Linked DNA regions of Homo sapiens: region 1 is linked to region 2. The links are chromatin contacts, found by Hi-C or POLR2A ChIA-PET in ENCODE. All regions are on one chromosome and are shown on one strand. The core of a region is the stretch at or near the end of the contact, and the rest is flanking DNA. Distances in the headings are between cores, read along the strand shown. Region 1 holds the start of LINC00316 (long intergenic non-protein coding RNA 316). Region 2 overlaps ITGB2 (integrin subunit beta 2).

The links. A loop is a pair of places that touch in the nucleus more often than their neighbours do. ChIA-PET counts read pairs that join two places held with the same protein, here RNA polymerase II (POLR2A). Pooled maps may share reads with other maps.
Region 1: a pooled map of posterior vena cava shows a loop between it and region 2 (6-fold over the local background). The contact joins the promoter of LINC00316 here to the enhancer-like site in region 2. A Hi-C loop is called at or near these places in 1 of 50 pooled maps. POLR2A ChIA-PET finds 5 or more read pairs at or near these places in 2 of 52 experiments (GM12878 and H1).

What each region holds. Positions count from the first base shown.
Region 1 is chr21:45,339,949-45,343,362 of GRCh38, reverse strand. LINC00316 (long intergenic non-protein coding RNA 316) reads left to right here and starts at 1,373. Exons shown (of 2, transcript NR_103811.1): 1 at 1,373-1,538.
Region 2 is chr21:44,895,731-44,899,140 of GRCh38, reverse strand. It overlaps ITGB2 (integrin subunit beta 2), which reads left to right. Exons shown (of 16, transcript NM_000211.5): 8 at 1-74. Among named protein-coding and RNA genes, the nearest start is that of ITGB2, 23 kb to the left of the region's middle. RefSeq lists an enhancer at 1,108-1,723. Within about 2 kb of position 1,345, at least 2 of the 41 ENCODE cell types and tissues checked have a DNase peak (open chromatin) inside an H3K27ac peak, as active enhancers do.

The DNA of each region.
Region 1 (3,414 bases), core at 124-2,623, 440 kb before region 2:
CCTCCGTGTTTGCATTTGCAGACTGCATATGGGGGAACGTGGGGCCCCGGCTTCCTGCGTTCCGTATGCATCTGCAACTGAGCTGGTACCACGAGTAAAGAGGTTCCCCGTGCCCCTGGTCTGCAATCCTGAATCTGTTGTGGATCAAGTGTCCCGTGTGCGTGTTTCTGGACCTTCCATCCCACTTCACTGACCACTGTGTGGCCTGGTCTGGACCTTCCATCCCACTTCACTGACCGCTGTGTGGCCTGGTCTGGACCTTCCATCCCACTTCACTGACGCTGTGTGGCCTGGTCTGGACCTTCCATCCCACTTCACTGACCACTGTGTGGCCTGGTCTGGACCTTCCATCCCACTTCACTGACCGCTGTGTGGCCTGGTCTGGACTCCTATAGCTTTGTGGTGGGCACTGGCACCTGGGGGCCGAGTCCCTCGCTTTGGTCGTCCTCAAGGTCGTCTTGCTGTTCTTGCCCCGTCCATTCCCACGTAAACTTTAGCTTGGCAACCCCCTACCCGCAACACACACACACTCACACACTTTGGCCTGGATTTTAATGGTGATTACATGGAATTTATAGATCAATTGTTGTGTTTGTTAACTTGTTTTTAACTTGCTTTTAATCCATAAATATATCATATCCCTTCCTTTATTTAAATCTTTTTTTTTTTTCTTTTTTTTCTGTCACTCAGGCTGGAGTGCTGTGGTGAGATCTCCGCTCACTGCAACCTCCACCTCCCAGGTTCAGGCGATTCTCCTGCCTCAGCCACCTAAGTACCTGGGATTACAGGCGCACACCTCCACATCTGGCTAATTTTTGTATTTTTAGTAGAGATGGGGTTTCACCATGTTGGCCAGGCTGGTCGCGAACTCCTGACCTCAGGTGATCTGCTCTCCTAGGACTCCTAAAGTGTTGGGATTACAGGCGTGAGCCCCCATGCCTGGGCTATTTAAATCTTCTTTAATGTACCTTAGTCAATGTTTTGCTGTTTTTGGAATATTTTACTGAACAGTTACTAGGTAATTGATGGGTTTTGATACTACCAAAATGGTATCATTTAAAAATTCTCATTTTCTAATTATTAGTTGCTGGTCTGTATAAAGATAATTAATTTTTGTATATTTAGCTTGTATCCAGTGTTGTTGCTAAATTTACTTTTTAAAAATAACAGCTTTATTAAAATATAATTCACATACCATACAGTTCACCTGTTTGCAGTATAGAGTTCAGTGCTTGTTAGTATATTCACAGAATTGCACAACCATCATCGCAATCAATTTTGGAATATTTTTATCACCCTCCCCCACAAAAAGTACAACAAGCAAAAACCTGTACCAACACTAAATTCATTTTTCATCCTAACACTCACCTAGAGATTATTTTGGATTTTCTACAAACACAATGCACTTCCTGCCGTGCTTGTGTTGGGAAATCTGCCAGAACCCACAGGAGGGAAAGTCTAATGAAAGCACGCGCCTGCTGGAAAACGAACCGGGCTTTTGAAAAGAGAGGGGCTGCGTTTGTGCTGACACGAGCAAGGTACAGAGAGATCTAAATGCATGGTATAGTGCGTGTGTGTGTTGTCCAGAATGGCTAATTCAAATGTTCATTCTAACCTTAGACGTGGATTGAGAATTAGGCAGATGTACACAGAAATGAATTAGGACACTCAGGCTACTTGGGAATTTTGAGTGATTCCAGTACAAGCTCCTGAGGGCCTCATCAGCAAAGGCATTTCTGAATGCATCCTCTTCTCCTCCCCAAAGAAGAAGATTAAATGTGCCAGGTCTGTAGGGAAGGTCAGCAGGGGTGCTTGTGACCAAGCCTGCGTCCCCTCACCTGTACTGCTGGCAGGCCGGGCCCCCAGGCAAATCCTAGCGTCCGACTGGATCAACTGAGCAGAACAACCCTGAATTAGGCTTCTGCCCCGAGCTGGGGGGAGCCAGCCACAGAGACCCCGGGTGGGAAAGCTGGACCAGGCACGAGCCTCCTTCTGTGGGGGGCTCAGTGGTGGCTGCAGGGGTCATTCCCAGGGGTCGGAGGCATCCACCCCAGGCAGGAGCTGCCTCCAGGTGACTTGAGCAATGAAGAGAAAAAATTCTTTCTGTGTCAAAATATGTTTCTGTGTTAGCCTAAGGTAAACTGAGAGAAAGAATCCCAGTTTAAGAGAATGTCTGCATAAGTAAGGTTCACAAGTGTATCTCAGAGCTTGTGATTCTCTGGGGAAAATGTCATAACAATGTAGGAATCCTCGTTTAGACAAGTTTGCCCATTTTATAACTTTGGTACACATACTACTATAAAATTTCAAGTTTTAACACTGAAAATTAAATTTCCGAGGGTGGCAGGTGAACAATTTCCTCTGAGGAGAGGGAAGAGCCACACTCGATAATTTCTTTTCTGCCTTTCTCTCCTTTTCCCTGTCCTGGGACTTCCAGAAACTGCGGGAGGTGGGGCCAGAAGAGAACAAGGATCTGAAAAATGCTCTCACTCTAACTCCCGCGTGGCATGTGTGAGCCAGTCTTAGCTTTGGTTTGCACTTTCTGAAAAGAAGGAATGATGTCGAAACCTTAGTTTGAGAGATGATGGATTCCTGGGTGGAAATGAGCAAACGGAGGGATGGATGGATGATGGACGGATGCATAAATAGATGGATGGATGGATAAATAGATGGATGGATGGATGGATGGATGGATGGATGGATGGATGGATAGATGGATGGGTGGATGGATGGATGGATGGGTGGGTGGATGGATGGACGGGTGGGTGGATGGATGGATGGATGGACGAGTGGGTGGATGGATGGATGGACGGGTGGATGGGTGGATGGATGGATGGATGGATGGGTGGATGGATGGACGGGTGGGTGGATGGATGGATGGATGGATGGATGGATGGATGGATGGATGGATGGATGGATGGGTGGGTGGGTGGATGGATGGATGGATGGATGGATGGATGGATGGATGCAGAGGAAAGAGGCACTGGCATCGGTCTCCACGTGAATTCCAGCCAGCAAGACTACAATGCTCCTATGAGACCAAACTGTATTTTGAATTAAAGTTTCCATATTGAGGATAAGCTTATGCTCAGAAGAAAAATCACAGCTTCTGAGCGACTGGTCTGTAAATTGGCAACAGCATGAAGCAGATAAGAGAATACGCTCACTATGGACATGTGCCCAGACACAGAACAGTGGCTAGTTGTTAAAACATTTCCTTCCAAGGCTAATATTTTCAGAAGGAAAAATATAACAAAGGTGATTACTACCACATTTAAATCTCTGCAAGGCCCCGTTTTATTTTTAACCTGATAAAAGGGACCACAACTAGTGGATCCATGTCATGACACACTTGTCAAAACCCATAAAATGTTCGACACAAGGAGTGAGCCCTAATGTGAGCCGTGTGTTCGC
Region 2 (3,410 bases), core at 96-2,595:
TGGCGCACAAGCTGGCTGAAAACAACATCCAGCCCATCTTCGCGGTGACCAGTAGGATGGTGAAGACCTACGAGGTGAGTGCTGTTGGGTCCCGAGCATCCATTGGGTGGGGGCATGTTTCAGCCACAGGCCAGACCCAGCGCCACTGCAGGTCTGAGCGCCACCTCTGCATGCTGGGCACGTGAGCAACCAGCCGGCCCAGGTCCTGGATCCCCCTAGGTGAGGAGCCCGAGGCTTCCCGTCGGGGACAGGACGCCTGCGTGTCGATAGGAGGAGGAATTCCTCCCCGTCCCTGAAACTCAGCTGTGTTAACAGCATGTCTTGGCATTGGTGATATTTCTGTTTTTTCCTGGAATACAACACAATTCTTTATTTTATGGAAACACACTTATTTTATGCTCACATACATTTGAACATCAACACTCTCCGTGAAGATAAAATTACACAAAAACGTTCACAAGCTTGGAGTGCGGAGTGGGATGAATTTCACGAAGGAAGCACAGCTGATAACCAGCCTCTGCTCCTAGAAAAAGAGGCCCCCAGTGAAACACGTTCATCCTGCATTTCCGCTGCTAGTGCCATGTGTTCAGCCTGAGCAGGTCAGTGCGTCAAGACGCTCAGGTGCTGTTGGGGTTCCCAAGACCTTTCTCAGGATCAGTGATTTGCCGGAAGGACTTGCAGAGCTCAGGAACCAGTAAACTCACAGTTACAGTTTATTGCAGAGCCGACCCTCCTGGGTGCCAGCCGCTGCCCGAGGTGGGAGGATACAGACAAAAGTCAGCAAAGGTCAAAGGTGCACAGGAGAGAAACCAGGCACCAGCTCCCAGTGTCCCCTCCCTGCAGGGGTGTGGGCGGCGCTCCATCCTCCCAGCGATGATGTGTGGCCTCATGCACAGAACATGGTCCCCAAGGAGGCTCTTGAGCCTCGGTGTCTACTGGGGGTCAGTCACAGCGGCGCGGCTGACACCCCATGGCTGACCTCAGTCTCTAGCCCTCCAGAGGTCAAGCTGAAAACTGTCCAGGGCCCCACCCCAAATCACACTGTGGGACTATCCGGTGTGACCTGAGGCCCCAGGAACAATGACACCCCCATCGGGTAGGATGTACCAAGGGCTCAGAGGCTACCTCTCAGGAGCTCAGCCGGGGTCTACCACTCTTTGGCATGTGTGGGGTGTGGCCAGCCAGGCCTGCTGGGTGGAGCCCTGACTGTGTAACAGGGATTCGCTAGAAGGAAGGAAACACTGCACGCCCTCCTGAAAGGAGCCTCCGCCCATAGCAGCCTGCACAGTGTGTGGCCCTGAGGCCACAGGGACAGAAGGACTGAGCTGGAGGAAGGAGGTGGTTGTCATTGTACTTTACACAGCCACGTGCCCCGTTCTTCAGGGTGGAGCTGGAGGAACGAGATAGTTGTCATTGTACTTTACACAGCCACGTGCCCCGTTCTTCAGGGTGGACAGGGCCCTGGGTGGCTCACCTCACACCCAGCTCTGTTACTTACCACAGGACGCCCCAGGCCCTTCCTTACCCCGAGCCCTCAGTTTCCTCATCTGTGAAAGGGGTAGTGGTGCCCGGCGGGCAGTGCGTCGTGGGTACTGAGCTCACCCACTCAGGGAATTCACAGAGCAGCCGCCCTAAAGGGCCCGATTATCCTCATCCGGACAGTGACCGACCTGCTGGCCATTCCAGGGCCATCACCGCCATCTTCTTCAAAATGGCACGCAGGAAACCAGGGCCCCCTCTTCCCCCTGCCTGGGGCTCTGCCCAGCTGGGCAGCCTCACAGCCCCTGCCCTGCTGCTTAGGCTGAGGAGACATACTCGGGGTTTGGGGAAGGAAAGTGCCCGGGAGGGCCGCTGCTTTTGTAAAGTGAACATTTGCTGAACTACAGGGATCCATTGTCAGGCCCGTATCCCAGCTACAAGCTCAACCTCGTGGTGTGTTGGGGCCGACAGCGAGACCAGCGGTTCCTGCCATAGGTTCCCCGGGCTCTGGAGTGGGAGCAGGACCCTGCGGGAGACACGGGATGGGGGCAGGTGTCTGGGGGACCCTCCGAGTGGGCACCCAGAGCTGGTCAGGCTGCCGGGACAGTGGGTCAGCGCAGGGCAGGGCTGGGGCCGGACATCCACAGAGACCACCTGCTGGTCAGGATGTCACAGCCCTGTGTCCCATCTGTAGGTGGCCATGACGGTCCCCTCCTCACCAGCAGTAGCAGGTCCCAATCCTTTGCCATTTGTCATGGCAGCCAGACTCCAGGCGATGGTGTGGCACCAGGGCCAGGCACTGGAGGCAGGTAGAGTGCACCCCATGCCTACTGCTGAGCCTTGGGGCACACAAGCCTTCCTCAGCCTTTCCTGGTCACCTTCGGGGGTGGTCAAGGCAACAGGCAGCGAGTGTGGACACACGTGCCACGCCCCCTCCGAGTGTGTTTCTGCACCAAGCGCACAGCAGGCTCAGCAGGACAGGATGTGGGAGGGCCCAGCTCTCCCAAGACAGGGATGGCCCCAGACTGGGACGGATGGAAGTGGGCGGTGGGCGGAGGGCGCAGAGGAGGGTGGTGGCCAGGCTGTGACCGGCCCCAGGAGCTCCATGGAAGGGACTGGGCCCATGCAGGGCAGTCATGGGAGGGTTTGGGCGGGGAGGTGACCCGACCATCTGCTCCGTGTTCCTGGAAGGTGAAATGATGCCGCAATCTTCCATGAAAGAAGCTGAGCATGTGTGAGCATGGGGGAGGCTGGCTGCGCCCCTGTGCATCTGGCCGGCCAGAACCGATGTCACCGGGCTGTTTAACACCCATGGAAACTCAGTAGAGTGCCAAGAGCCGATGGCTTCCTGGTGATTTTACTGTGATCCACCCTCGTGGGGCTACTTCCGCCTACCATCTGTGTGGTGGTAGGAATTCCCTACCTGTGTGGTGGAAATTCTGGCCAACACTGGCCACCATGCACGTCCTCCCAACCCAGTGATATTGCGAGCTTGAAATCCACCAGGCAGGATCACTCACACCACAGGCAGGAGTACTCACACCACAGGCGGGAGCAGTCACACCGCAGGCAGGATCACTCACACTGCAGGCGGGATCACTCACACCGCAGGCGGGAGCACTCACACCGCAGGCGGGATCACTCACACCGCAGGCAGGAGGACTCACACGGGCAGGCCTGGACAATGCTGCAGCTCAGGGCTTTGCTTTCTTTTCTTATCCTCATGATGCAACAGTAATTTTTTTTTTATTTTTTATTTATTTTATTTTATTTTATTTATTTTTTTATTTCATTTCATTTCATTTCATTTCATTTCATTTTATTTTATTGAGACAGAGTTTTGCTCTTGTTGCCCAGGCTGGAGTGCCATGGTGTGATCTCAGCTCATTGCGACCTCCGCCTCCTGGGTTCTCCTGCCTCAGTCTCCTGAG